2 separate regions of the Homo sapiens genome follow, and region 1 is linked to region 2. Evidence: read pairs that join two places in POLR2A ChIA-PET (ENCODE). Cell type or tissue: PC-9. All regions are shown on one strand. Each heading gives the region's core, and the rest is flanking DNA. Links, peaks and the distances in the headings are about the cores only. Region 1 holds the start of PHOX2B (paired like homeobox 2B). Region 2 has its middle 43 kb from the start of LINC00682.

Region 1 (15,529 bases), core at 12,946-15,445, 91 kb after region 2:
TATTCCTGCGTTATTTTGGCAAGGATAATGGCTTTGAGGAATCCATGTTCCTGCAAAGGACATGATCTCATCCTTCTTTATAGCTGAATAGTATTCCATAGTGTATATGTACCACATTTTCTTTATCCAGTCTACAATCGATGGGCATTTAGGTTGATTCCATGTCTTTGCTATTGTGAAAGGTGCTGCAATGAACATATGTGTGCATGTGTCTTTATGATAGCATAATTTATATTCCTTTGGGTATATACCATGTAACGGGATTGCTGGGTTGAATGGTAGTTCTGATTCCAGGTCTTTGAGGAATCATCACACTGCTTTCCACAATGCTTGAACTAATTTACACTCCCACCAACAGTGTAAAAGTGTTCATGGTTCTAACATGCATAGAGAATTATACAGATCGAAACTCCTTTTCATGTATGCTTTACCAACTATGCTTCTAGTATTTTTGTGTGTGTCTGTGAGTGCTTGTTTGTTTGCTTAGTTTTTTACTCAGCTATGGAAATTTATATTAATCCCTAGAAATTTTCTCAAGAGGCCCAACTTGCCAATATCTTTTTGAATCCAGACTTTGTCACTAAAACTATTCATTGTCCCACTTAGTTTCATATAATCTGCAGATTCGTTAAGTATTTGTTCTATATTTTAATCTAAATCATTGATTAAGATGTTGTACTAGACGGAACCCTGTGCCACTCCACTAGAGACCATCTTCTATGCTAACATCAATTTACTAATCAGCATTCTTTGGGTTCATTTATTCACCTAACTGTTGTTAATTCATCTAATGGTACTATTGTTTAGTCCATATTTCTCCATCTTGTCCACAATGATATCATGATAGGCCTGGACAAATGCTTTGCTAAAGTCCAGATGCATTATGTCTCCTGCATTCAGCTGCTCTCGAAATTCACTAACGCTGTCAAAGGAAATGAAGCAAATCTGACTCTTCTTCAAACACACCATGCACTTTGATGATTCTGAGACTTTGCTCATGTTCTTTTCTCTGCCCAGAATCTTTTTCCATTCCACCTGTCTACTCGACTATTTCTGTTGCTCAGATGTCACCTCCTCAGTGAAGCTTTAGTGCTTGACTCCAGACATAATTATTTCATGCCTGGTTCATTTTTCCAAAGCTCTTTATACATAGCATCATGTCCCAGCTGTTTGTTTATGCTTATTCTCCTCTCCCTCACTAAGAATGAGCCATGTATTATTTAATAGATGTTTGATGACTTCAATTCAACTAGATCCTGGTGCCTACTAACAGTCTCTTCCTTTCGAAAATACTCATAAATCACTCATTCCCAAGTCCAATCTAGCAAGCACAATGTGCTCCCTAAGTACCAGTTCCCAAGAAAAGGAACCAGGGCTTCTTGGCAAAATGGCTGATGCCAGGTCTAGGCATAAAGTGTAAAAGATGAGCCTAGAACATCTTGGCGTGCCAGTCAGTGAGGAAGCTATCAAAAGCAAGGAAGCTATCAAAGATAAAGAAACTATCGAAGACGATTAAGGGTTGTCAAAAACTGAGAAGTCAAACTGAAGAGGTTTCCATTGTCAAAGCTTGGATAATATGATTAATAATTAGAATAATTACTGCAATGAAAGAAAATACATAAAATATGTCTAAACGCATGAGTTCATAATAATGGTAAATAAAAGGTAAGAATTCAACATTTATCCTGCCTTTTCATATCTTACCATACTAACCATACATTAGGGATCCAATAGTTGAAAAAGGAACTATTTTCTTTATAGAAGCATTCTAACTAATAAATTAACAAAGAGTGATATAATTAGAATATCACCATTTTACACCTACTAAATGAATGAAGTAATGTAGTCTAAGCCATGATGATCCATGGCTCCTAAAATCCTTAGGTAAAAAGCTGATGAGGAACTTTACAATGGATGGTTCCAGCTGACAACACCTAAACCCCACAGATCAGACCTTACATCCTAAAAGGAGAGACAACTAGCCTCCTGGTATGGTGCAGGAGGAAGTACACAGCACCACCTACGTGGTATCCTTACTAAAAACTTGCACGTGGCGCTATCAAGACTCTAGATTCAACTAGCAGTTTACAGCAATAATAGGATTTAGAGTGAAACAACTCCATGGGGAGGCGACTGCGGGAAATCCTAAGTGCATATGACCTGCTTCCTTCCTTCCTTTCTCTCTCTCCTTTCCTTCCTTCCTTCCTTCCTTCCTTTCTCCCTCCTTCTCTCCCTTCCTTCCTTTCTTTCTTCCTTCCTTCTTTTTTTTTTGACAGAGTCTTGCTCTGTCACCCAGTCTGGAGTGCAGTGGTAAAATCTCAGATCACTGCAAACTCTGCCTCCTGGGTTCAAGTGATTCTCCTGCCTCAGCCTCCAGAGTAGCTGGGATTACAGGCGTGTGCCACCATGCCCAGCTAATTTTTGTATTTTTACTAGAGATGGGGGTTTCTCCCTGTTGGCCAAGCTGGTCTCGAACTCCTGATCTCAGGTGATTCCGCCCACCTCAGCCTCCAAAAGTGCTGGGATTACAGGCGTGAACCACCACGGCGCCTGGCCTGACCTGCTTCTTCTAGATAAATTGCAAGGAGGAAAAAAAAGGGGGTCGGGAGAGGAACCTATAGATCAAAAAAGACTTAAGAGCCACAAAAATCAAATGCAAGCTTGGACCAGGCTTGGATTCTGATTCAAGTAAACCAACTAAAACGAATGTTTGTGAGATTATCAGGGGAATCTGAACATCAGATATTTGAGGATCTTAAGAAATTATTATTAATCCTGTTGGTATCATAATAGTACTGGGATTGTGTATTTTAAGAAAAGATCCCTTATCTTTTAGGGATAATACTGAAATATTAAATATAATTTCAGAGGAAATGATATGATATCTTAGATTTGCCTCAAAACTACCTAATAGGGAGGCAGTGGAGGTTGGGACGAGGGGTGGAACAAGAACAGTTATGAATCAATTATTGTTCTATATGAGTAAGAGGTTCATGCTTCCTTATATTGTTCTCTCTTCTTTGAACATGTAAAATTTCCCATAATTATCTTTTAATCCAATGTAAAATTTTACCTAAAATTGTTATTGAGCTTACAGACCTGTTTCAGGACACACTTTCCCTTTCTGAAAATTTAAGCATTTGCCAGAAGAGCAGTTTTTTCATTCCTGCCTGATTCTCCATGATACCACAAAAATCACAGTCGTGTGGCCATCACAATGACCAGTTCTCTTGGTCCTCCAGGACAGGGTTCTTGCAGAACTCTTTAGAGTAGTTGGACCCTTCCCAGTCACTCTGTGCACATAGGGCTCTGGCCTCTGTCACCAGTGTTCACACTAGTCGTTTCCATACTGAAGCACATTCTCCTTGACAGAAAGGACAAGATTAAAATAAGAGTTTTGGGCCGGGCATAGTGGCTCACTCCGCCTGTAATCCCAACACTATGGGAGGCTAAGGTAGGAGGATTCCTTGAGGCCAGGAGTTCGAGACGAGCCTGGGCATCATAGTGAGACTCTGCCTCTACAAAAAATTATACAAATTTTATACAAAAATTATAAAAATAGCCAGGCATGGTGGCATTCACCTGTAGTCTCAGCTACTTGGGAGGCTGAGGTGGGAAGATCGCTTGAGCCCAGAAGACGAAGGCTGCAGTGAGCCGTAATCATGCCACTGACAAAAAAATAAAAAATAATAAAATAAAATTTTAAATAAGAGTTTTATTCAATTTTCTTTGTCATTTATCAACATTGAAAAACTACAATACCTTTTATCATCTGGCTCTAAACATACACAAAAGGATCCTTTGTCATCATTAGATTTTTATTTTTTAAATAAAGCTGGACTGGGCCAGGCATGGTGGCTCACACCTGCAATCCCAGCACTTTGGGAGGCTGAGGTGGGTGGATCATCTGAGGTCAGGAGTTCAAGACCAGCCTGACCAAACATGGTGAAACCCTGTCTCTACTAAAAACACAAAAATTAGCTGGGTGTGGTGGTGTACACCTGTAATCTCGGCTACTCAGGAGGCTGAGGCAGGAGGATCTCTTGAACCCAGGAGGCGGAGGTTGCAGTGGGCCTAGATTGAGCCATTGCACTCCAGCCTGGGTGACAAGAGGAAAACTCCATCTCAAATAATAAATAAATAAATAAATAAAGCTGGACTGGGCATTTTTCCTCTATTTTTCTAGATCTCTGTTATTCTTAAAAATTACCTGTTCCTTCTTTCCCTCTTTGTCTTAGCATCACTAGTTTCTTTTGGCACCCTCTCCCCTTTGTTCAGAATTCTTGCTCTTTTACAATAGCACAGTAGAAAGAGAATGGGCTAAGCTTTTTTGATGGAATTATGCAATGTTGGTGAGTACTGGAATGTGGACAGTGTCATATTCTACTCTAGAAGTATAAACTGGTATCACTTTCCTGGAAGGCAATTTTACAACTCCAAAGCCTTTTTAAAAGTGTGTACTTTGTGACCAAGGAATTCCATTTTTAGGAGTTAATCCTTGAGCTTCAAATCACTAACAAGTAAAAAAAAAAAATTGATCCTAAGCATATGGATGCGCACAGAGATTTAGCTAAAAGAATGTCCAAGACAAAATTTTAAATATATTTTAAAAATTAGAAGCAACTTAAATACCAAAAAAAAAAAAAAGCAAACAAACCAGGGTTGCCTAAATAAACTATGGTTTATCTTGCAGTGGAATATCATCTAGCCAAAAAGATGACATGTCAGGATATTTTATGATATGGGGAGATGTTTATAACATAAAATTTAAGGGAGAAAGGTTGATGTTTTTAAATTTAAAAAAATTAAAATTTTTCTAAAAGTGAGAAACATGAACAAAACAGTTGATAGAGAATGTTTCTCATTTTTTTAAAAAAATGTATGCATGAAAAAAAAGACCGAAAAATTATATGAGAAAGTTAAATTAACTCCTTTTATTTTATTCTCCTTTCCGCACACATGCTATAATAATTTCCATAATGGATATTTATTATTTTAAAGTAAAAACAAGGAAGTAATCAATGAAATAGGAAGAGGGTACACAGGGCCAACCTGGACCACATCACAGTTTTCTCCCTTTGTCGGGTGCAGCCTGTTCTGGCCTGACCGCCTCTCATCAGCAACCACTGACCTCCCCTTGGAGGGGCTTTGCTGCCCCATCTCTATGTGCAGAGACCAGGGGGCAGCAGCAGTGACTCTTAGGGGGTTTTCAGCAGGTAGGAGGAAGGCTCCTACCTGCCCAATAGCTGCTAAAAAAGGAATTTGCCCCAAGAATGTGGGCCTGGCCAAGGCAAGGCCAAGAAGTCCAATCTGTCCTCAGCTCTGTCTCTGCAAGGGCACAGTCTGGCCCCACCCTGGGGTTGTTTTAGAGCTTGGTGGCTCACCTCTCAGCAGTTAACACTGTTCATTCAAGAGGTTTCCCTGGGGTTTGGGTTAAAGCCGTTGGCCTCTGCTCTGCAGTCTCTTGTGTGACTCACTGTGCTGTTTTGTTCATTATTATGTACTACTTCCTTCCTAGCAGCCTCCCTGGCTCTTCTTAGAAATCTCTTTTCCTCCTTCTCTTCCTCAAGCCCAATTTCAATGATAAAGATTTATGAATAAGCAAGGGAGTTGGCAGTGTGTGTGATTAGAACCCTTAGCCTTAGAGTTCTCTAGACTGCGGTTTAACTTACCAGAGTAAACAAATCAGAGAGAGAAACAGAAAGGGGAGACAGAGGGAGAGGGAGAGGGAGAGGGAGACGGAGAGGGAGAGGGAGAGAGAGAGGGAGAGAGAAAAAGAGAGAGAGAGAGAAGAAAAGAAGTGTGTGTTTTAAAAGAAAATAAATATTATGCATTATATCTAACAGGGGAAATACTACAAACATGCATCACTGTGAGCATTTTATTGTCTTCTGGCTCCTAAGGTCTAGGACATGTGGTGCCTGTCCCTGAGTACTGGATTGCATTTGTCCTAAATTCTGAATCAGCTGAAATACACATTAAAATGCATGATGCTGCAGCACCTTACTGGCAAACCCCACAAACCTCCTAAAGAAAACAAAATGAGACAAACAAACAGCAGCACCAGTAGGGTCTTTCGAAAGCCCAGAAAAAGAAATATTTTTAAAGTTTTTGAATTCTAACTCATTTTTATATGTATTTCAAGGCTGAGTAGTTTAAGACATTGAATGATTCCAGTGTTCCCGACATGCCTTTCAGTTAGCTCCCTTGCTGTGCTGACGAAGAATGCAAGAACATGTTATTGGAGTTAATTCTGGATATGATGGAGGCAACATAGAGCCCTTGAGTACCAGGACCAAGGCAGCTTTCTTGTGGGTGGACGAAATCGGCATCTTCATGGTGTGACAGGAACAACATAGGAAAGAGCTGTCTAAAATAGCTGCCCCCACTTCTAAAATACCTGCTGTGTCACCACCAGTACTTTCTTCCTCTGTGATACTGGGCTCTCGGTATCTTCACTTGAAAATACACCTGGTGGAGATAACACACAAAATCCTAAGACCATCATGCAAAGGATGGAGGAACAGAAGACAATCATTCTTCTCTCTCCTGTTCTTCATGGAGCCCTCTTTATGAATCTCAAAATACTACTTTGATTTCCCACTGTACACACTGTCCCTTATGTCCTTTCTTTCACTAAGAATACATGTAGAGAAGGTTCCCAGACAACCCCCTCTCCACCAAATCAATGAACAGAATGTTAGGACTGAAAAGAATTTCACAAAATTCTTATTCTGATCCCTGAAGCAATTAGGGTCTTTCCCCAGCTTAAGCAGTGACAGGTCCAATGGCCAGTCCATCCAGTGTTAGTTCTAGACCCTGCAAGGTCAGCACCCAAACTTTCTTGTGGGTGTCCCCACTTTCAAGACCAGCGGCTCCCCTTCCTCTAAGATGCCTGCAGTTCTTGGGTTTGCTTCATCTCAAAAATTAGCTTTCAAGACAATATCTAAACCACTTCTACTCTAAAGTACAGATTTCTAGCACATAGTAGGTAATTAATAAATATGGGTTGAATGAGTGAATGAATGAATGGATAATATCATCAAGTGCTGCCAAACCCAGAGAAATATGTTATTGAGGATCACTAAACCCAAGTTACTGAAGTGAAGGTCTTGCCAGAAAATGTGAGAGAGGGTTTTTGCTTTGAGGTATCTTCCTGGGTCCCCTGAAATCCCAGCACTGTGCAGGACTGTAGGTTCTCCCTGTGCTAAGACTCTACTTCTCTAACATCTCTTGCATCCCTTTACTTCTCTTTGTCCTATACTGCTATTCTCTGGCTGAAAAATATATTATTCCTTAACTAGCATTGTGCCACAGCCTTCTAATTTATCTCTTGGCTTCCCTTTTCCATCATGCCCTCCTCCCCAAATCACATGACCTTGCATCCATAATCCTGTAGGGTCTGATTCCAGATCTATTGCTCTTATCTTGTATTTCATCACACACCTCTTGGTGTGTTCCAGCCCCTATCAGTTCTGCTCTAACCAAAAGCTAAACTGAACTACTTAGAAATTCTCAAACACTCTGTGCTCTCTCTAGTTTTGGAGTCTTTGACTGCCGCTAACATACTGGGAAACATCTTTTCCACTTCATCACCATTTGCTCACTGCCACTCACTGCTTAGTACCCAGTATAGATGTCACCTCTTCCAGAAGCCTTCCCTGAGACTCTAAGGAAATATATGTCCATTGTGGGTCAGCTGAGATCTTTACTTCATGATGTCCTCACTCTGGAACTCAGGCTAACCAAGCAGCCACCATCTGGAGCATAGAAGAGAGCAAAAGAGGGAGATTGGAGACTTGGATGCTAGCTCTCAAAGCTTCCACCTGGAAGTCACACTTTAACAGTTCCATTCAATTTTCATTGCTCAAAGTAAGTCACATGGCCATATCTAACTTCTAGGGGGCAGGGAAGTGAAATCACACTATATGCCTAGAAGTGAAAAGAAAGAGAAATGTTTGTAAAACAACCCTAGTGATTTACATATTCAAGTAAGTGGAGGCCCGGAAAACCCCCAGTGGATCTGATAACCTTACTGAAAAATATTTAATTTGCATGAGGGTAGTGGAAGCCATATTACAGGAAGCTATGGAGTGATCGAGAAGTAAAGAAATAATAATAGTGAGAAGAGATAGCTCCTTCAAGATGTTTGACTGTAAAGGGCAGATGAGAGGTAAGTGGTGGTGGTGGGTTGTGGCCAAGGAAGGATAACAAGTTGGTTGGTAATTTGTATGAGTGTGGTTTGAGCATGTTTAGAGAACAACAGGATATGTCCAGATGGGCAGATGAGAGTTTGAAGATCCATGAGAGAGGAAGAATTGGGTAGGATCCTTGAGCTAGCGGAAGGGATCAAACTCCAAAGTATGATAGAGGGATTGGCCTCAGATGAGACTAGGCTTCCCTCCTCCAAGTAGCAGAAGCAATGGAGAAAGAGTGAGTGCAGAAGTTGATCGATTTCTAGATTGAAACACAGGAGGTTGAGGGAATTCTTGTTCAGTGGCTTCTCTTATCATTTTGAAATTCATTTATATAAAGCTGTCAAAATGTGTTCCACTTAAGAGAAATTTAGGAAATCATTATGAGAGAGAGAGAGAGAGAGAGAGATGCTCCTTTGTAACACTTGTGATTTCCTAGAACAATGGTTAGGAGGATGTTAGCATATCTCACCTCCACCCCACCCCCACCCCGTGCCACAATTGAGCCCAATTTTAGGCACCATGGCAGTTTTAATTGCCAAATGCAATCTCCTAAGCACATGCATGAGCCTGATGAAAAATGGTTCATCTATAGTAGTTGGAAGTAGGAGTTTGAATATAGCTGTTAAATGAAAATCTGTTTCTGCACAAACTTACCCAAAAATATACCGAGATATTATTAACTCTGAAGGCTTTGCCCTTACTTTCTTCTTGTCTTCAACCTGAAAATGATTTCTCAGCCCATACGAGACTCACACAGCTCAGGTCATTGCTTGGCTAAGAAAGATAATCTTGTCTGACCATTTTCTTTGGAGCATAAGAAGATGCCTTCAAGGTCTTAGGACATTGCTACCTTAGGATGCTGCTCCTCCAGTTATTTTGGGAGCTGCTGGCTCAAAAAAATCATAATCCCCTCTGCACCCTGCAAGCTTGGTCAGGGCTCATGATTACTTTTTTTCCTCCTTCTTCAAATAGGTTTTTTTTTTTTTCCCCTGGGTTTAAACAGAAAGGGCTTCCTGGCTAATTTAATTTTGGTTCCCCTTTGTTACAAGCAGATGTCACTTTTACATCTGTGTCACTTTTACATCAAATGCCCCATGTCTCCCCCCACCAGCCCAGCAGATGTTACTACTATTAGCCAAACTCCAGCAAAAAGGTAACAGGCAGCCCCTTCTGCTAATTATAGCATTGTGGGAGTGAAGAGAAGGGGAGGGGAGGAGTGGAGTGGGGCTTTGAAATGTCCTTAAAAGTTCTTAAAAGAATGGATTTTGGAGATCTGTACACCATCACCTATATAACACATACACATGGGGTACCTTCAAAGTTAACCCAGATACAGAAACATCATCTATGAGTTAGCCATAAAAGTTCAACCCAAACCCACACAGCTAGCCCACTGCAAATGCCTTTCAAAGTGAGATCACCCTGAACATACTGACATTTACATACAAGATAAAGCACCATATTAATTATGCATAAATACCATATATAATATTATAAGACAAAACATAATTAACCTATCTAATACAAATACACCTTCCAGTAAATTCCTAAAAAATAAAATTTTCCACCTGGTTGCTTTCTTTTCTCCCATTTGATATCCTAGAGCCTGCTTTTTGATTTAGCCTACCCTCTTCCACATGTATTATAAACATGCAATAGGAAAAATCCTGTGTCTATGCACCATCTAAATCTCAAAGTCAAGTGTTTAATATACAATTCAAGGAGACTTACCAACATCATCATCATTGCCATCATCATAATACTGGTGGCTAACAGTCACTGGATTCTTTCCATGTGCCAAGCACTGTGTTAATTGCTTTGTATACGCTATTGTCAATCAGTTAATAATTGTTAGTCTCACAGTGCCAGGAGGTTAGTTACCAGAACCTCAAAGAGTTTCTATTATGAAACGTGTATCATGGTTGCTAGGCAAATGGAAAGTGTGGTGGATTCTAAAATGCTAGGAAAATGTAGTGGGTCATCAGATGTGGGGCTGCTGTGACTGGTATGCTTTCTGTTCTGGGGAAATGGTGTCCCAGTAAATTCTGTCTAGGTTATTTTCTTAGCGCAGGTGAGTGGGAAAGGCTGCTGTCTGCAGAAATCTTTTTGGAGAAGCCCAAGGACAAATCTTGTCTATTCTTTCTCGGTTGAGAGAAATGTTGGTTCTGAGTTGAGTATGCCAGACAGTAGGCTAGCTGTGCTGGGATAATTTGGATGCAGCATCAAATAAAGCAATCAAAAAGAAAATTCCTCTGAAACTCTCACTGGTATTTAATATTTTATTCATTCCCATGTTATTGTGCTTCGCCTGCGGTAAAACAGCCTCAAAACAGCCTCCTAGGAGTGAGGCATTAGGAGGCTGACAAGCATTTTCCCATGAATCGCTACTACAATACAATGGCATTTTGTTTGCTGTTTTGTTTCCTTGTCTTCTAACATTCTTTCTGACTTTCAAGGAAAAAAGGAAGAAAAAGAAACCCTCCTATGAATGGTGAAGAAAAGGAAAGAAAAGTTTCTTTTAAACTTTCAACCTTTTTCAGTTGGTATTGAGTAACATGTAAACATTTTTTTTTTCCTGATAGTATATATGCTGGTAATCTCTTCCTTTTTGGTGCTTTAAATGGCCTTTTCCCCTCCTTTTATCACATAGCATTGCTTTTCCATTATTGATTCAGAAAATCGGCAGGGGGAAAAAGTCAACCGTGTACGCATACTAAGAAAGGGAAGGCAGAGGCAGATGGATCCAACTCATCCATCTATCCATGTGGTCATTTATCTATCAATCCATCCTGTTACCCACCCGCCTCTATTAAAATAAATAGTAGGCACTGTACACATTGCTGGTTGGCTGAAGTTGTGATCTGGACAAAAGGTCTGTTTGGGGAAAGGATGCTGAAGCTTAATTCTATTTGTGCCGGTTGAAAATCAGGAGGGGTTTTTCTACACTTCACTTTTATTAGATTATTTCTTATAGATGGTTTCTTTTTTCCTCCCAGACGCGTGGTGGAGGCTCCTGAAGCAGTTGGTCTATAGTTGGAATAATTAAATTAACCATTTAGTACAACTTTTAGGGGAGAGCTCGCGTGTAGAAAGCACAACTGGAACAAAACAGGGCGCTGGGGCTGGGGCTCTGGCCTGGCCCAGCCCCGCACGCCTTTCATCTCCAAGCAGAAGCAGGACCCCGGGCCACAAAAGACGGGCAGAGGGACGATAGGCCAGGGGTGGTGGGGGAGGGATGGTGACACTGAACAAAATAAACCTACAAGGTCTACAAAGGGGAAAATGAAGTCAAGCGCATTTGCTCATCCGACCGTGTGGGCCCGGCGCTGAAAGGTCTCCTGGTACAAAGGCGAGAAGGCTCACGGCACCCCGACCCGGGGCGGCCGGCAGCAGGGGGCGCCCGGCAGCAGGGGGCGCCCAGAGAGGGCTGGCGAGGCGTTCCGGAACCGCGGGACGGGAAGGGACCCCAGGACCGGGAGGGACAGAGCCCCGGGCCTGCCCCTTGACCGCCCCCCGGGCACCCTCCCCGGCCAAGCACTTCCCTTGCCAGCGCCCTTCGGCTGAGACCTCGCCCAGATCCCTTAGCTTCTCCTTTTGACACCCTCTGATGCCCCGTCAGCATCCAGGTCCCCTGAGGTGCCCACTGAACTCCCCACCCCAACACTCCCTTTCGCTCAGGAAGTGCCTCTGTGCACCACCTAAATTTCCAAGTTCCACATCTTCACCTAAGAGCAATCCTCAGAAACTGGCAACATGAACCCCTCTACTCCGAGCTCCCAGCACTTTTTAGGTCCTAGTCTCGCCTCCTCCCCAAAAGCTAAAGGGGCCTGGGAACTGTCAGCAAACTAGGACCCACGGCGAAATTGCCCTGCCCTGCACTCGACTAGGGCGTAGGGATCAGGCCCAGGGCGCACAGCGGTGGCGCGGCACCCGGCCGTAGCTTCCGGAGTAGAGCGCGCGCTCTGCACCACGCGGAGACACACCCCAGGTGCAGTAAGGCTCTAGTGCCAAGCGGGGTGTGAACCTGGTTACTGTCAAAAATAGGCCTTGGAGCCGAAATTCATCACCTCCTGACCACCCCTGGTCACTCTCTTCTGCAGGGAAACGCGCTTAAACCCTACAGCAGAGGAGCGGGCTGGCGGTGGACACCCCGGCCTGTGCTCCCTACATCCACATCTCCTGAGTGCAGGCCTCGGCGGCAGAGTTGCGTTCAGAAAACCAGCAAGCACATCCCCCAACCCGAAATCCGAGGGAACGAAGAAACTTGGACGATCTCAGCCTTGTGCTTGACAACCTATCCCCCACCTCCCTTAAGTGGTTGGGGAGGGGGATGAGCGTGGGGGAAATTCCATGTGTGGAGTCCAAAGGGATACAGCCACCTCCCGGCCCAAATGCAAATTCATATTCATGAGAGCGGGATAAATAAAGACAAATCTCCGCTGTAATAGCACTTGGATTCGCATCCGTCTTTGCTGGCCTTTAGGTTTAGGGGACTGAAGACAGATGTTTGCATCCCTTTTCTCCTCTTGTCTGGTGACCATAAAGAAAAACCATTTAGAGCGTTGCAATTTGTTTCCCGCCGCAGTAAAACCTTGTATACATTTATTTTCATTTCACCCCCGTGCACAAAAAAGTGCACACTGGTCACCAAGGGCCCTTCTTTATCAAATACGCATTGTACAACATACAACTGCAATAAAACTATCAGCCCTCCCCATAAAACTATCACCAGGATCCTCGGTAGGTCCGGCTCCCTGCACTCCCGACTTTAGCGCTTCCTCACGCCCCGAGGATTTGCAACCACCTGAAACGAGCCTGAAACTCACCCTGCAAAGAAGCACAAGGCTGGGGGACCGCTGTCCCCGTTTAATCCATTACTGCGTCCGCGGCAGTTTAGTGCGCAATAAAACACGGTGGCAGGGGAGAGCGGGAGCCCATCCACTCCCCGGCACTAGCATCGAATTAAACCACTTAGTTTGGCAAACACTGAACGCCTAAATGCCCCTATAAAGACTTTATGAGTTTGTTACTTTAATTACTGACTTGTTACAGAGCACATAAAGGGGGTAATGAATGCAATAAAACTAATTATCTACACATTTAATTCATATAAAATATCCAGGGTTTGTTTACACCACACGGCGATTCAGCTAAGCTTTCCCCCTCTTGTCCACCGAGAGGAAGGATTTAATGAAATAGTTTCCCTTATTCTGCTAGGGCCTAACAAACCAAATGAAAATTACCCTCCGCTTAAATCATGGGGCCACTGAAGTCCACAAATCACTGCTCGCTCCTTTGTCTGTGCCTCGCTGCCAGCACCCAAAAGCCTGAGGAATCGGACAAGAAAGGTGCCCGACCTGGAGCCCTTGCCTGGGCATTTACATGGCAAGAATTTCCCTCACTACAGTCCGCAAACCTAAAAGGCAAACAGACACAATCCCCGGGTCTGTGGAGGATTGTGGGCACCTGAAAAAAAAAAAGAGGCGAGAAAGAGGGAGAGCGCCCGAAAGAGATGAAAGAGGAGATACATTTGGGTACACTTCATGCTCGCTTGCCAGTTATGGTGTAATTAAAACGAACAACCTCACAGAAACTCAAACCAACCAAGGCTTGCGCTAATGCAAACAGACAGAACTGAGAGCAAAGAACACAACGGTCGAGAATCCAGATGTTTCACATTCGAAAGCTTTCCTCAGATTTTTTTATTATTATTTTTAAGTGGCTGTATACCCTGAGTCTCTTGAAAGCACATTTAGCTGCAAGAAGAAATGCAATTTATAAGATGCTTTCTCTCTGTCTCTCTTTTTTTTAACCCCCTCTACCAGGTGTATTTTTAAAGAAATCCGCTTATCGTTCACATAAACCCCCTTGGCCCACTTACTCTATGTTACAGGGCGCCTGAGTCTTGCCAATGTCCCAGTCCTTTATAACATTTCATGCACTTCGGGGGGTAGGCTTGTTGTTAAATTGAGCGTGTAACACTCTTACAAAACAGGTTTTCTATGACATCAAGGTTTCTTCTCCCTAACCGAGGGGGAAAAAAAGAAGAGGACGAAGAAGGGGGAAAACACACACACTATCTCAATTTATGCCTAAGGTATATGATCAGTTAAAAAGGCTTAAAAGCTCGGGGAAATTGGATCAGGGAGAATCGTCACCCAACTTTCATTATTTCCAAGTAGTGTGATTGAATTAAAGGGCAGGGAGCTGGTTAGAAGGGAGGATCAGGGGCTCGGTGCGTAATGGTGTGGTATTAAATTCTAATTAGAGATGCAGGAATCAATGATAGGGAGGTTGGACAGCTCAGTTCCCCAGTGCCAGCCCAATAGACGGATGAGTTATTGTCATGTAAAAAGCGCCAGCAATAAGACCAACCGCTTTGCTATTGTCCAAGTGGAAAGAGCCAAGTTTATTATGAGGACTATATGCTCTAGAGACCTCAGACAAGGCATCTCATAGGAGGCTTTTTCATAAAACTAGGCTCTGCTGGTAGTAAGGAGGCCAGTTTGGAGGCAGGCGTTGAGCTGTGCACATCTCCCCACTCCAGCCACCTTCTCCATATCCATCTTTTATTTCATTTTTCCACTTGGCTGAGCCATCCAGAACCTTTTCAATGTATAAAATGGAATATTCTTACCTCAATTCCTCTGCCTACGAGTCCTGTATGGCTGGGATGGACACCTCGAGCCTGGCTTCAGCCTATGCTGACTTCAGTTCCTGCAGCCAGGCCAGTGGCTTCCAGTATAACCCGATAAGGACCACTTTTGGGGCCACGTCCGGCTGCCCTTCCCTCACGCCGGGATCCTGCAGCCTGGGCACCCTCAGGGACCACCAGAGCAGTCCGTACGCCGCAGGTAAGGACCTTCAGCTTTCTCAGCGGAGGAAGCCGCCTTTCCGCCCGTATATAGGAAGCCTTGATTGCATTTGAAAATGGAAATGTGTTTAGTATTTACCAAACGAAATTTGCTTACACAAATGAAAGAATTTATCACGTTAGAAGCGATTGCAGGGAGGGGTAATTCACTTACAGGGTTACACTATCCTAGTCACACCCGAACCGCCAACAAAATTATCTTAAGCTGCCAAAATGATAGGCATAATTTATTTACTTTGCGATGAGACGTAAAGCTTAGAAAATAATTAAATAACAAAGAGTAAAGCTCATTACTGGCAGTGTCTCTTTTTTTAAGAACCGACAGCGGCTCACACCTCTTTGGCTGGTCATTTTTATGATTATTTCTTTAATTTATTATTATTTTTTTGCAGCTCTTTCCCCCAACTTTTGAGCCGGGTCAACTTTCTGAGAATTGAAAAGTTCCCAAAGTGGGACT
Region 2 (15,529 bases), core at 5,489-7,988:
AAGAGTAAGGCCGGACATGCTTGCCCTGTTAGCTAGGCAAAGTGATAGACACATCGTTCAGATGGTAGAATATTATTTTGAATTGTGTCCTTTTACTAGTAAAACATTTTTGAGCAGGTACTCTCAAAATAAGTATATATTTATCTATAAACTATCTATACTTAATGTTCACATATGTAAGTATACATACTTATGTACTATACACTAGTATCCTTATATAGCATTAAATTATATACAGAAAAGTAGACATTTTAACAGGATGAAATAAACGAATTAAGTATAGTATAAAAGTTATTCCTAATTGTGATAGCTTCATACTATCAGTAGCTAATACCTCAAGGCTAAACATATAGGTAGGGTGAGTTTCATTGTTAATGAGAGTGTATGTTAATTCATATTTCAATTAGGATAATTTCTTGATAATTTCAAAATTGTTTGGCTGACTCATGTCAGATATGATTAGATCATCCTTTTTAAAAAACTTCATATTGTAGCTGAAGAGCCTTTCTAGGAGTAGAAGGGTAAATTCTACCTTTTTCTTTTCTTCCTTTCTTTCTTTTTTTTTTTCCCCCTGGGACAGAGTCTTGTTCTGTGGCCCAGGCTGGAGTGCAGTGGCACAATCTCGGCTCACTGCAACCTCCACCTCCTGGGTTCAAGCAATTCTCCCTGCCTCCGCCTCCCAATTAGCTGGGATTATAGGCGCCTGCCACCACGCCTGGCTAATTTTTGTATTTTTTAGTAGAGATGGGATTTCTCCATGTTAGCCAGGCTGGTCTTGAACTCCTGACCTCAGGTGATCTGCCCCCCTCAGCCTCCCAAAGTGCTGGGATTACAGGTGTGAACCACCGCTCCCTGCCGAATTCTACCATTTTCAAATTGCATTTGCTTCATGTATTAGTCTGTTCTGGAACTGCTATAAAGAAATACATAAACAGGGTAATTTATTTAAAAAGAGGTTTAATTCGTGTGTGGTTTTGCAGGTTCTACAGGAAGCATGCCTGGGGAGGCCTCAGGGAACTTGACAATCATGGCAGAAAGTGAAGGGGAAGCAGGCACTTCTCATATGGCCAGAGCAGGAGGAAGAGAAGGAAGGGGGAGGTGCTACACACTTTTAAACAACCAGATGTCATGAGAACTCACTATCATGAGAACAGCAAGGGGGAAATCCGCCCCCATGATCCAATCACCTCCCACCAAGCCCCTCTTGGTGGGCGGGGACACAACTCCAAACCACATCACTTCATTATTATGATATTCATTTGTGGTTTCTCCTCTTAAGTAACATTTCTACTTTTCTAGTTCAGTTAAAACTGCTAAACACAATTCTTATTTTTTATTTTATTTTATTTTTGAGACAGGGTCTCAGTCACACAGGCTGGAGTAAAATGGCTCAGTCATGGCTCACTGCAGCATCATCCTCCTGGGCTCAATCAATCTTACTGCCTCAGCATCCTGAGTTGCTGGGATTACAGGCACATGCCACTATACCCAATTAATTTTTTATTTTTTGTAGAGATCGGGTTTCGCCATGTTGCCCAGGCTGGTCTCAAACTCCTGGGCTCAAGTGATCTGCCAGCCTCAGCCTGACAAAGTGCTGGGGTTGCAGACGTGAGCCACTGTGCCCGGCCCTGCAAAACATAATTCTTAACCTATTAAACTGGGGCACAATCTAAATTGCACTGTTTCAATATGCCTCCAGCAAACAATCATGTGAAGAAGGCTGCAGATGCCCCTGCCCTTTCCTTGGGAGAGCCTTTTGGACACATGAATCTCTGACAGAGGGACTGAATGCAAAAATGTCAATCCACACATTTTTCAGGTTACTCAAGTTAGATTTTTGACTTTTAAGCCTAAAAGTGTAAACACAAGTAGAAGTTCTAATATTTTCTTACTGAATATCCAAAAGATCACTGGGGAACCTCACCTCACTTTAGTCTGCACGTGATGTAGACTGTTTCATTCATTCTCTTGCAACATCCTGGCTGTGGAAGTTGTTGACTATTTTTCTGAAGATCTCTGGCATGATCTGAATCTTCTTCAGATCTACCAGATCTTCCTCATGGGAAAGAGAATGTTATGTTCTGTAACATGACGTTTGTAATTGAAACCTTAGCAATGGAGGCAGGAGAAAATTGAGCAGCTGGTTTAAGGCCTGACCTTGGAGGCTGGTGAGCACAATGGGGAAGACACAGGTTTGGGGCATCAATCAGACCATGATCCAAGTCCTGGCTCTCCTGCCTACACATTGTGAGAACTTCTGGTAAGTTAAGCAATCTGAACTTCGACTTCCCCATCTGAAAAAGGTGGTAATACCTATGGCGTTAGTTAGGATAAAATTAGGTTGCTGTTAAAAGAGAGAGAAAGAGAAAGAGACCTCAAAATAGAGTGACATAAAAAGATACAGTTTTAGTTCTCTTTCATGTAAAAGTTAGGTAGGTGGTCCAGGGCTAGTATAGTGGTTCCACGGTGTCAGGAACCTAGCTTCTATGTTGTTTTTTATTCATCCTCTGCACTACTTGGCTTCCCTCTCATGTTAAAATGGCAGTTTCAGTTACTGCCATGATGTCTGATTCCAGACAGAGGGAAGAAGGAAAGGGAAAAGAAAAGACACACTGCTTTTCCTTTAAGGGCATGGCTTGGAAGTATTCAAATCCACCTTAGCTACATGGCCACACCTAACTGCAAAGGAGCATGGGAAATGTAGTATTTACTGGTAGTGTGTGTCTAGTTCTAGGTTTCTGTTACTAAAGCAAGACAGGGAGAATGGTTATTGGGGCACAACTGGTGGTCTCTGGAACACCTCCCTCTCAGGATAGTTGTAGGGATTAAATGGCACCATTTAGCATAGAACTGGGCCCATGGCTAAACAACAAACCTAAAGATCACCATGGTTATCATCATTAATCTCTGAGTCTTTTGTTTTCTCCTAAGCAAAGTGAATATTGATTGATTATTCCATTCTGTAAACAGGCATTGAGTAGTCTTGTGGCAGGAATCTTGTGGAAGGAATGTCCTGTCTATGCTAACACAGTGAATGGGTTCTGGAAAGTGTATACATTATTGTTCAATTGCAGGGGATAATTCTTATTACTTTCATGTTGGGATCTTCTGAGGGCCTTGTATCACAACTAAAAAAAAGGACGAGAGCCATTGCAGTACATTGAGCTCCATAAAGACAGCGTTGGGGAAAATGAGAACTGGATGGGCACTGGGGACTCTGTGCTTTGCTGAGGAAAAATAAATAAACATGGGCCAAACAGATGCTAAGAAGCCGAGAGTAAAAATGTCATAATATTCCCTCCCTGTGCAAACTTGTTGAGAGGAGCCCAAGATGAAGCACACAGATGCTTCAGTCAGCTTCTCAGAATATTCTAAGACATGCTCAGAGAGGTGAAATAACACGTCTGCTAAAAAGAAAGGAAAAGTTGAAGACACGGCAAAAGCAGGCAAGGCCATTATGAAAGAGAAATGAAAGCCTATATCCATCCATCTTCCTGAAAGAACATAAGCTCATTCTTTTTTATGGCTGCATAGTATTCCATGGTGTATATGTACCACCTTTTCTTTATCCACTCTACCATTGATGGACATTTAGGTTGATTTCATGTCTTTGCTATTGTGAAGAGTGCCTTGATGAACACAAATGTGCACGTGTCTTTATGATAGAATGATTTATATTCCTTTGGGTATATACTCAGTGATGAGATTGCTGGGTCAAATGGTGTTTCCGTTTTAGGTCTTTGAGGAATCATCACACTGCTTTCCACAATGGTTGAATGAATTTACACTTCCACCAACAGTGTGCAAGCATTCCTTTTTCTCTGTGACCTTGCCAGCAACTATTATTTTTTTACTTTTTTCTTTTTTTTTGAGACAGAGTCTCTCTCTTGTCACCCAGGCTGGAGTGCAGTTGGCTTGATCTTGGCTCACTGCAACCTTCACCTCCCAGGTTCAAGCCATTCTCCTGCCTCAGCCTCTGGAGTAGCTGGGATTACAGGCGCCCACTACCATGCCCAGTTAATTTTTATATTTTTAGTAGAGACACAGTTTCACAATGTTGGCCAGGCCAGTCTCAAACCCCTGACCTCAAATGATCTGCCCACCTCGGCCTCCCAAAGTGCTGGGATTACAGGCGTGAGCCACCATGTCCAGCCTATTTTTCGACTTTTTATTAATAGCTATTCCGACTGTTGTGAGATAGTATCTCACTGTGGTTTTAATATGCATTTCTCTAATGATCAGTGATGTTGAGATTTTAATTCATACAACAAATACCCACGACACAGGTTCACCTATATAACAAACCTGCATGTGTATCCCTGGACTTAAAAGTTTTTTTAAAAAAAAGAAAAAAAAACTTATTATAAACCAAAAAGCAAACAAACAGAAAAAAAAAGAAAGAAAAAAATAAGAAAACCTATATACCTCCTAAAGGAAGACAAAAAAGAAGTTCAAGGATCCCAGTGCCCCCAAGAGGCCTCATTTGGCTTTTTTCTTGTCCTGTTCTGAGTATTGCCCAAAAAATAAAGGAGAACATCCCAGCCTATACACTGTGATGTTGTGAAGAAACTGGGAGAGATGTGGAATAACACTGCTGCAGATGACAAGGAGCCTTATGAAAAGAAGGCTGTGTGGCTGGGTGCAGTAGCTCATACCTGTAATCCCAGCATTTTGGGAGGCTGAGGCGGGTGGCCAACATGGTGAAACCCCGTCTCTGCTAAAAATACAAAAATTAGCCAGGCGTGGTGGCAGGTGCCTATAATCCCAGCTACTTGGGAGGCTGAGGCAGGAGAGTTGCTTGAACCTGGGAGGTGGAGGTTGCAGTGAGCCAAGATCGCGCCACTGCACTTCAGCCTGGGCGATACAGCAAGACTCAGTCTCAAAAAAAAAAAAAAAAAAAAAAAAAGAAAGAAAGAAAAGAAGGCTGTGAAGCTGAATGAAGGAAAAATAGGAAAGGGTATTTCTGCGTGTTGAGCTATAGGAAAGCCTGATGCAGCAAAAAAGGGAGCCATCAAGGCTGAACAAAGCAAGGAAAAGAAGGAAGAGGAGGAAGATGAAGAGGATGAGGAGGAGGAAGAAAATGAGGAGGTAAAGATGAAGAAGAAAACAATGGTGACTAAGTTGGTTCTAGTGCAGTTTCTTTTCTTGTCTATAAAGCGTTTAATCCCCCTGTACACAACTCACACCTTTTAAAGAAAAAAAAAATAGAAAAGTAAGGCTGTGTAAGATTTGTTTTTAAACTGTACAGTGTATTTTTTTTGTATAGTTAACACACTACTAAATGTGTCTTTAGATAGTCCTGACCTGGTGGCATTTTCAGTATCCACTAACCTTTCCCGGTACAGTATGGGGGTTGTAAATTGCCATGGAAATTTAGAGTAAGTTCTTGTTGGTCCACAGCACAAATTAGTTATATATGGGGATGGTTGTTTTTTTCATCTTCAGCTGTCTCTGACGCAGCTTGTGGAAAACCATTTTTGTTCTGTTAATTGAATACCATTTTGTAATTGAAAAAACAGTTGCAGCTCCTTTGTTGACCTTCTCAATGCTTCTAAGTAAATAAAGTTTTTTATTAAAAAAATTAAAAAAGACAAAAAGAAAAGTTCAACTATTTTTATCATGAACGTAAAAAATTAAAATACCAGGAAAACAGACTGATGGGTAGATCTCCTTGAAGGACCGGGGATGAGAAGGAATACAGCAAAATGGGAAGTACCTGGACCGGGGAGGCAGACAGACCTAGTGTATTAGTCAGCTTATGCTGTAATAACTCTCAAAGTCAATGGTTTACAACAATACTTCTTACTCCCAGATCTGTGGGTTGGCTGTAGCTTTGCTTGGCTCTGCAAGCACTTTTCACCTCTTCACTTTTGCTGCACAGATCTTCATTCTGGTACCTCTGTCTAGGGCACATTCTTGCCGCTGATGGTGGGAGCCCACGAAGTCAAGCAATATCATGTCAGTGCATTTAGAGCCTGTATTTGGATGTTACCTGTAGCATACCCACTAACATTCCATTGACTAAAGCAAATTATATGTATTATTCGTTCACAAGTATTTATTCCTTTCTCACCCTTGCAGTGCTTACCTGTAAGATGGAAGTATTTTCATCTTTCTTTTACAGGTAAAAGAAAAGAGAAGTTCTACTATTTTTACCATGAATATGAAAAATTAAAATACCAGGAAAACAGACGGATGGGTAGAACTCCTTGAAGGGCTGGAGATGAGAGGCAATACAGCAAAACGGAAAGTACCTGGACAGGGGAGGCAGATAGACCTTGTGTATAGGTCAGCTTATGCTGTAATAACTCTCAAAGTCAGTGGAAGTTTTTTTCCATCTTACAGGTAAGCATTGCAAGGGTGGGAAAAGAATAAATATTAATATTTGTGAACAAGTAATACATATAATTTTCTTTAGTCAATGGAATCTTAGTGGGTATGCTACAGGTAACATCCAAATACAGACTGAAACATCCATTACAGTCTACACTACAGTTTGGATGCCTAACTACCTATGTGACCATAGGCAAGGTGCTTAGCCTTTCTGTGACTCATTTATAAATATGAGTCACGTAACCCACACAGTTGCATTTATTAAGTGAGATAATCCCTATAAAGCAGTTTTCCAATGGCATGTCACAGATAGATTATCTATGTGTTGTGATAGTATATTTCTCGGCCCACAGAGTAACTGGGTGAGGCTTGGGGCTTTCCAGACCCTCAGCCAGTGGCCTCCTGCCACAAGCAGCCTTGGTTGTGTACTGGGTGCACAAATAGTATCATTTCCTGTGTGCACGATGTGAAAAATGTGAGCAAGAACTGGAAAGTAAAGCACCTAGATGGTGCCTCACACTTAGTACGTTTTAAACCAGAAGCAACTGTCATGACTGATAGATGGAGCAGCAATGGGGAAAGCAGTTTTGATGGCAATGAGGCCACTGACAGAAGACAATTTCCCTTCCCAGCAGCTTCAAGAAAACTCCACTTGATTCTTGGCTGTTTTGCTCTCTGTGACCCTATAGGGGTCATGACCCCCTCCTCTGCAATTTGAGCAATCCCGGGGAAAGAGGATGCAGAGGACAATGTCCAGAGCCCCAGCTCTGGGTGACCAGAGTTGAAAGTTGAATCTAAAAATATGTCTTGCTATAGAACACCAATTGTGGAGCTTATTACAAATCTGCCGAAAAAGGAATTCCTGGAATTGTGCTCGTCTGTCATTTGCTGGAAGACACAGCACCATTCTTGATCTGGCACGTGGTTGAGGCTGACTTGGAGAAGTTGGAGCCTCTCACTGCCTCTCAGGCAGCCTGAGAACGTGAAGCCAGTGCTTTGGGACTTTCTCCATTGTTTTTTATTTTTATTTTTTTGAGACGGAATCTCACTCTGTCACCCGGGCTGGAGTGCAGTGGCCTGATCTCGGCTCACTGCAAACTCTGCCTCCTGGGCTCAAACAATTCTCCTGCCTCAGCCTCCCAAGTAGCTGGGATTACAGGTGCATGCCACCACGCCCAGCTAATTTTTGTATTTTTAGTAGAGACGGGGTTTCACCATGTTGACCAGGCTGGTCTCGAACTCCTGGCCTCAGGTGATCTGCCTGCCTCAGCCTCCCAAAATTCTGGGATTACAGGTGTGAGCCACTGTGCCCAGCCTTCTCCATTGCAATCTATGCTGGCTGCTGAAATAATCTTCTCTCACTACTACAGAGATGAATATTATTGTATAAACCAAAAACCTAGTGCAATAGCCCAAGACATTTGACAATGTTGCTAGTCTGTTGGCTAATTATACTGCTAGACAAAGCATATTTCCATGGCACACAGAGATATTTTCCTATTATTTTTCTCTTATGTTTTCCTACCATCCAGGTATAGTCAGGGTCTGGTATCCAAAAATATATATAACAGTTAAGATGAACATGGAGAACTGAAGTTTTTAAACTAAAAAAGTTGGATTCAATTTTCATCTTATTTTGGAAACTGCTTTAACTTAAATGATTTCCAAGCCATGACCATTTGGTTGGCATGGATTTAGCATTCTTGTATTCATTACTTTGATAGACATGTATTGAAAGCGTTTTATGTGTGAGATCCTTGAGATGCAATGATAAATAGGGCATTATCTCTGGCCTCAGGGAGCTACGTAGCAGAAGTTGAGTGTTTAACTAAAGACACGTTATTCTGAAATTTTACAACAACCATTCCTCTTCTAATACCTTGCACTGAGTAGAAATAAACTGCATAAAAATTCTCTGGTAATTAAACAGTACACATTTTTAAAGTGTTGTTCACTCAGTAAATCCCCTTCTCCAAATCATGTGTCATAATGAGAATCTCCTATTATTTTTCTGTGGAGGAGGAAAAAACACTTGGTCAGCAATGTTGTTAAGGGAACAGGGACATGGACATTCTCATATACTGCTGATAGGGCTGATAGGGACCTAAATTGGTTCAGGCTTTCAGGAATGGCAATCTGGCAATATGTAAATGCCCTTCAATGAAAGAATTCCTTAAATAAATTATGGAATCTCTGTGTAAGGGAATACTGTGTGCATCATTAAAAAGTGATGCTCCAGATAAATAATAAAATGGAATATGTTGCTGAGTGAGAAAAATACAAAACGGTAGATACACACTGATTCCGATTGTGTGTTTGTATGTGTACATGTGTGAAGTACCTTTTTTTTTTTTTTTTTTTTGTGACGGAGTCTTGCTCTGTCGCCTAGGCTGGAGTGCAGTGGTGCAATCTCAGCTCACTGCAAGCTCCGCCTCCTGGGTTTTAAGCAATTCTCTCTGCCTCAGCATCCTGAGTAGGTGGGATTACAGGCACCTGCCACCATGCCTAGCTAATTTTCGTCTTTTTAGTAGAGACGGGGTTAGGCTGGTCTTGAACTCCTGATCTCAGGTGATCCACCCGCCTTGGCCTCCCAAAGTGCTGAGATTACAGGTGTGAGCCACCACGCCCGACTTTTATGTATCTTTTATGCATAGAAAAAACTTGGAAAAAGATAATCCTGGCTGGGCGTGGTGGCTCATGCCTGTAATTCCAGCACTTTAGGAAGTCTAGATGGGAGGACTTCTTGTGCCCAGGAGTTTGAGACCAGCTTGGGCAATATGGTGAAATCCCATCTCTACAAAAAAATACAAAAATTGCTCAGGCATGGTGGCATGTGCCTGTAGTCTCAGCTCCTTAGGAAACTGAGGTGGGAGGATCGCTGGAGTCTGGGAAATCAAGGTTGCAGTGAGCTGAGCATTCCAGCTTGGGTGACAGAGGGAGACCCTGTCTCAAAAAAAAAAAAATAAATAAATAATAGAAATAAAAAAATTACAAATCAGTTTGTGTCAGCTCCAGGGGGTGAAAATGACTCCAACTAAAAACATCTACTTTACTTGGCATTACTGAAGATCAGGTGTGGTTAGTTGGTGGAATTTCTACCAATATAGAATTTTCCAACTAAGCCAATTGAAGAGGCAGCTTCAAATTTTTATTTTTGCAGGCAATGAAATTAATGGCAATGGGGCACACTCTCAGGAAGAACACAAGCTCAGCTCTCTTAAACAAATCATGCCATCTTTTGCAAATTGTTATTGGAAATCTGGAAAACAGGCAGCTGGGAGTGCTGCTTGCTGGAACACCATCCAGAGTTAGGCCTGGGTTAGGGCTATTGTTGGCGTGAGCTCATGTCTTCCCCATTTAGGTTGTTGAAATAACATAGTTCAAGAGAGCTGATGTCTAATCTCAGATTTTAAAATAAATGTTGGTTTTTAAATTTTAAATATTGTTTTAAAATATATTTTAAACATACTAAAACATAGAAAATTATATAGTGAACACCACTTTTATTACCTTATTTTCTTCAGATTTTTTCTCCCATCTTCAAACTTAAATATTATAGATACAGTTGAAGCCATCTCTGAATTCCCTCCTTTTTTCCATTCCCTGCTGTCCTCCTTAGAGATAACTACACAAATTGTGTTCATCATTTCCATGTTTGTTTTAGTAATTTTTCCACATATTTTGCATCAATGAACATAATACATGTATTAGTCGGTCCTCATGCTGCTAATAAAGACATATCCCAGACTGGGTAATTTATAAAGGAAAGAGGTTTAGTGGACTCACAGTTCCATATGGCTGGGGAGGCCTCAAAGTCATGGTAGTAGATGAAGGAAGAACAAAGGGATGTCTTACATGGTGGCAGGCAAAAGAGCTTGTGCAGGGGAACTCCCCTTTATAAAATCTTCAGATCTCATGAGACTTATTCACTATCATGAGAACAGTATGGGAAAGACCTGCCCCCATGGTTCAATTACCTCCTACCAGGTCCCTCCCAGGACACGTGGGAATTATGGGAGCTACAATTCAAGATCAGATTTGGGTGGGGACATAGCCAAACCATATCATTAAAGCATTACTTTCTAGACTCTTTTTGGGTATTTTCTAGATTTATGCAATTTGCTTTTTTTTGTTGATTTGTCTACATTGATAGTTATAATTTATTCAGTTTGACTGCTGTATAGTATTCCATTGTATAAATATGCAACAATGTACTTCTCCATTCTTTCATTGATGGACACTTAGAGTGTTTCCAATTTTGTTTCTGTTTTGCTATTTCCAACAATGCTGCAAGGAACATTCTTGAACTTGTAACCTTATCTAGGGTGTATGCCTAGGAGTGGGCTTGCTGGGTCACAGGGTAAGTGCATCTTCAACTTAACTGGGTACTTCTATAGCCAAATAGTTGTACCATTTTATAGTCCCACCTTAAGAGTATGAAGCTTCTCGCTAATCTTTGAAATTGTCATTAAGTTTTTTTTTTTTTCCAATCTGAAGGGTGTAAGATGATTTCTCATTGTAGTTTAATTTGTTTTTCCTAATTAATACTGAGGCCAAACACCTTTCTATATGTCTATTGGCCTTTCAGTTTTTCTTTCCCATTAGTGACTTTGATCATTTTCTTAATGGGTTGTTAATCTTTTTTCTTCTTGGCTTATTTTTATCTTATCTTTAAAAAATAAAAAAAAAGAAATCCATCTGTTCAACATATTTTTCTTGAGTAAAATTGAATGTTAAATGCTATGAAAGACACATGAAAAAGGTGTAGGCTCTTCCAGGCAAGTACCCAATTTATGCTATTTTTGATGGTAAGGAGAGAAAGTTCTCCTTTAACATTGTATGTGTTGCAGTAGGATGAAGCTTTACCTCATTTCTGTTTTTCTCTTAAGGGTTATATCAGACTATTCTTAATAAAAGTACAAAATTATCTGGTGATAATTATTGCTGTATTGCCCCTTGATTATCCCAAATAAAGCACAAATTCTAGACTCCAGAATCAGAAGATAAAGGAAGACAGCCATGTTCCCCCAAGGTTATCTTGTGCTCATGATGCAGCAGCACAGTGGGATGGTGAGGGGTTTGCAGAGAATGACTAATGCATTAATAAGCCTTACATGTACCTCCCACCCCCTTATAATTGCATTTCTTTCATTAGCTTTTACCCAGCTGGTCTGAGTTGCACAAACAAAATATTGTATAAGATCGGCCCATTGATGGTAAATTCGGAACAATTTTTGTAAAACTCTTGCCAAGTTACATACTGACCCCAGGGTCTTTAAACCAGCCAAAAAATGTTAAGTAAAAACTGAATTAAATCTATTATCACAAATTTGTGCCCCATAATCTGATGAGACTTCCAGATGTCCAGGCCGAGACCATCTGCTGAATGTCTGTGGGCACACACTCCCAGAACATGTGCACAGCTAAGGATTACAGGCTGAGCTTGGAGCTTGAAAACTGGGCAGTTCCTGCTTAGACAGAAAAGCAACAAAGGAAAAACAAATGAGGTTTTTCTTTTGAGAGTTCTTCTTTTTTAAAAAAGCAGACAATTTATTTTTTTAATGTCTCTATATTCTAATTTTTGTTTAAGTACTCCTTAAAATTATTTACTTTTTTATTGATATATAATAGTTGTACAAATTTGGGGGGTACATACCATCATTTGCTTTCTGTTTAACTGGTCAGTTGCTTTGTTCTTGAAGTCAAATGGCTTTTTCCAACATATAATGAGATGGGTTTATTTCTCTCAAAGAAAATAGACTGTATGATTTCGAATATTTTATTTTCTTTTTTTAAAATTTTGTAGTAGATATCTGAAGACCAGATTTTGAATATTTTAACAACTAAACTAACAACAAAATCTTTAGAAATCAGTTTCTCTTTTTGTTTGTTTGTTTTGTTTTTTTAGAGACAGGATTTCACTTGGTGGCCCAGGACGGACTGCAGTGGTATGGTCCTAACTCACTACAGCTTGATTATAGCTCACTGCAGCCTTGGCCTCCCAGCCTCAAGCAATCCTCCCGCCTCAGCCTCCTTAGTAGCTGGGACTACAGGCACATGCTGCCATGCCTGGCTAATTTTTTTCTTTCTCTTTTTATAGAGACAAGGTCTCGCTATGTTTCCCAGGCCGGTCTTGAACTCCTGGCCTCAAACAGTCCTCCTACCTTAGTTCCCCAAAGTGCTGGGATTACAGGCTGAGCCACTGTGCCTAGCCCAGGAGTCAGTTTCTGACTTAGACTTGGTAATAACTCTGAGTAGCATGTTTTGTTCATTACCGTATCTTTGTCTTGTGTCAGGATTCCAAGAAAACCGACTCTCAGAAGAAGATATAAGGGCAGGAGGTTTATTGGAGGGTGCTCTCAGGAAGAATGTGAGTGAGGGAGTGAGAGAGGCAGGACTGAGCAGGGGAGAAGTTGAAGAAGTTGGACTGAGAGGCAATGAGTATGGAGGCCTCAGCTTTGGAGCATGGATGGTGTGACAATTAATTTTATGTGTCAACTTGGCTAGGCTATGGAGCCCAGTTATTTGATCAAACACCACACTAGGTTTTGCTGTGATGGAGTATTTCAGATGTGACTAACACTTAAGTCAGTAACTTTCAGTAAAGCAGATTGCCCTCCATCATGTGTGGTCTTCACACAGTCAGTTAAAGGCTTTAAGCTCATAGACTGAAGTGTCCCAAAAAAGAGGGAATCCTCCTCCAGATTATCCCATTGACCTTGATGTAATTATTACATATTGTATGCCTGTATCAAAACATCTCATGTATGCTGTAAACATATACACCTACTATGTACCCAGAAAAATTAAAAATAAAATTATTATTTTAAAAAAGATTGCAACATCAATCTTAAGACCCTGCCTGAGTTTTCAGCCTGCTGCCCCATGAAAGTCAAACTCAAGACTATAACAGTCTCTTCCCTGGGTTTCCAGCCTGTCAACCTGTCCTAGATTTCAGATTAGCCAGCCCCCACAACTGGGTGAGCAAATTCCATAAAATCAATCCCTCTTGCTCCACCACCCCGTCCAGAAGTCTGTATTATGATTCTCCTACTGGAGTTTGCCATAAACTCTACACAGCTTCTGTTCTCATTATAGTGTCAAGAACTGTGAAGAGTCTGATATTTTACCCTTCTTGCAAGACAACAAGTTAGCCTACCACCATTTTATGGGTGCTGGTAGAAATCAAGGAGTCAGAGATGAATAGTTTATTACTCACAGCAATAGCAATAGCCAGAATATCAGAAATTCTGTACTCCTTCCCTAAACCCCAATTCTTATAGGGCGAGGCAAAGAGGGATACATCACACCTGCCTACACTGTGAATTGCATTACAGTAAATAAACTCTGAGCTTAGGGAGCTCAAATATTTTATAATGGGCAGTAAGCAAGCTTGCTCTTTGTTGCAGAGAGAGATGCTATCTCTATCATCCATAGTTATAAGAAAAACTGCCCTGTGTTCTGCAGGAAGATACTATTTATTCTGAAACTGTAAGAAAACCTGTCTCCTGGTCCAGAGAAAGACACTGCTATACAAACAAAACATCCTTGAAAAGATAGCTCAGAACAAAGGGCAGATGGCACTTCACTCACAAGACATGCAGAAATGCAAAAGACACACAGAATATTGTTTCTTAACACAAGAAGCCTCTGGCATGTGACCTACCAGGATATGACAGTCTAAAAGGAAGAGCTTCTTGCACAAGAGCCCCGGGTCTATTGAAGCCCTTTCCTGCTCTGGGATCTATGAAAAGCTGGCAGCCTTCCATGTCACTTGTAAATTAATTGGGATAAGACTTAAAAGTGTGGAATATGCTTCTTCCAGATCCCAGAAAGTCATGGGACTTTCTTCCTACAGGTAGAGGTATAAGAGGCATACTTTGTTTTTTTTTTGTTTTGTTTTGTTTTCGTTTTTTTGCTTTTTAAGATGGAGTCTTGCTCTGTTGCCCAGGCTGGACTGCAGTGGTGTGATCTTAGCTCACTGCAACCTTTTTACTCCTGGGTTCAAACAATCCTCCTGCCTCAGCCTCCCGAGTAACTGGGACTACAGGCATGTGCCACCACGCCCAGCTAATTAACAAGAGACATACTTTGGAGAGGATTTCCTCATATGCCCTAGATTACTGGACCCTTATTAAATTCACTTATGTGTTAGGCTTCTGAGTCTTCACAGGGTTTAGCTCCCACTGTCTGCAGTACATGGATCTTATAAAAGCCTGCAACATACTTGCTACTTCTTGCTTATCTAGTCTGATTAACATGATGTCATTGGTAGAGGGGACAAATGTGATACTTTGTGGAATATGCAGAGGTACAGATCCCTTTGGAATATATTATGACACAGGCAAGAGAGTTAACATAGCCCTGGGGCAAGTCTATAAAAATGTACTCTTGTCCATTTCATGTGAATGAAAACAAATTTTGATCCCTCTTCCTCATATGTATGGAACAGAATATATTAGCAAACTGGCTCCAGCAATGATGTCTCGTCTGGAGCAACAGCTGTAATTGGGGGTACTACTTGGTTGAGTTTGCATGTACTCACTGTCATCCACTAGGTTCCATCTGATTTTCATAGGGACCAAACTGGTAGGTTCTAGGGCAGCACTCATCTCTGCCATTCTTCCTGGAAACTGACACTGTTTTTGATTTACTCTCTTGATTGGTGAGCCAGTTTCAGAGGCTCCCATGTATTTTTCCCCACTACAATGGCTCTTGCATCATTGACCAAGCAACCCACATAGAATTCTGTCAACTACCAAGTGTATTCATTCCAAATACGCATATGGGAACCAGGGAAATAACAACCAGATGAGTCTGTGGACTCAGTGGATGGACTCACTGTAAGCCAGACTTGGGTCAGGACTTGGCTCCTATATGCTCCCACTCTAACAGGGCAGCTGTGATAATGTTTCAGGTCATCAGATATAGTCCACAAAATCTGGACCCTTTGTGTAACACTCCTCGAAAATCTGGATTTTTATCTTTTCTGCAGTATATGGTCACATAAGTAAATGGCCACACGTCCCCCTGGGTAAGGACTGAGGGAGTCATTACTGCGTGCACTTGCCATTTTGTTGCAGGGCTCTTCCTCATGGGAACTATGTCTTCTGTAGTCCATGGGCTCTAGACCTGAGAACTGGTTTAGGCAGAGCATCGTGACTATATATTAAGGCAGCTGACCCCAATCTCCTGA

The links. ChIA-PET counts read pairs that join two places held together with the same protein. Peaks named below come from ENCODE experiments on the same cell type or tissue, not always from the same donor. Only the 100,000 strongest peaks of a DNase experiment are listed, where the experiment ranks them.
Region 1: POLR2A ChIA-PET joins it to region 2 with 9 read pairs; 4 of 35 experiments call an interaction of 5 or more read pairs at or near these places.

What each region holds. Positions count from the first base shown.
Region 1 is chr4:41,747,893-41,763,421 of GRCh38, reverse strand. It overlaps PHOX2B (paired like homeobox 2B), which reads left to right and starts at 14,697. Exons shown (of 3, transcript NM_003924.4): 1 at 14,697-15,052. The coding sequence starts at 14,812. It overlaps PHOX2B-AS1 (PHOX2B antisense RNA 1), which reads right to left and starts at 15,073. Exons shown (of 4, transcript NR_187403.1): 1 at 14,836-15,073. In PC-9, for the core only: no CTCF peak of the experiment used is centred there; no DNase peak of the experiment used is centred there; H3K27me3 peaks cover 2,399 bases.
Region 2 is chr4:41,831,669-41,847,197 of GRCh38, reverse strand. It overlaps the pseudogene HMGB1P28. Among named protein-coding and RNA genes, the nearest start is that of LINC00682, 43 kb to the left of the region's middle. In PC-9, for the core only: no CTCF peak of the experiment used is centred there; a DNase peak (open chromatin) is centred at 6,567.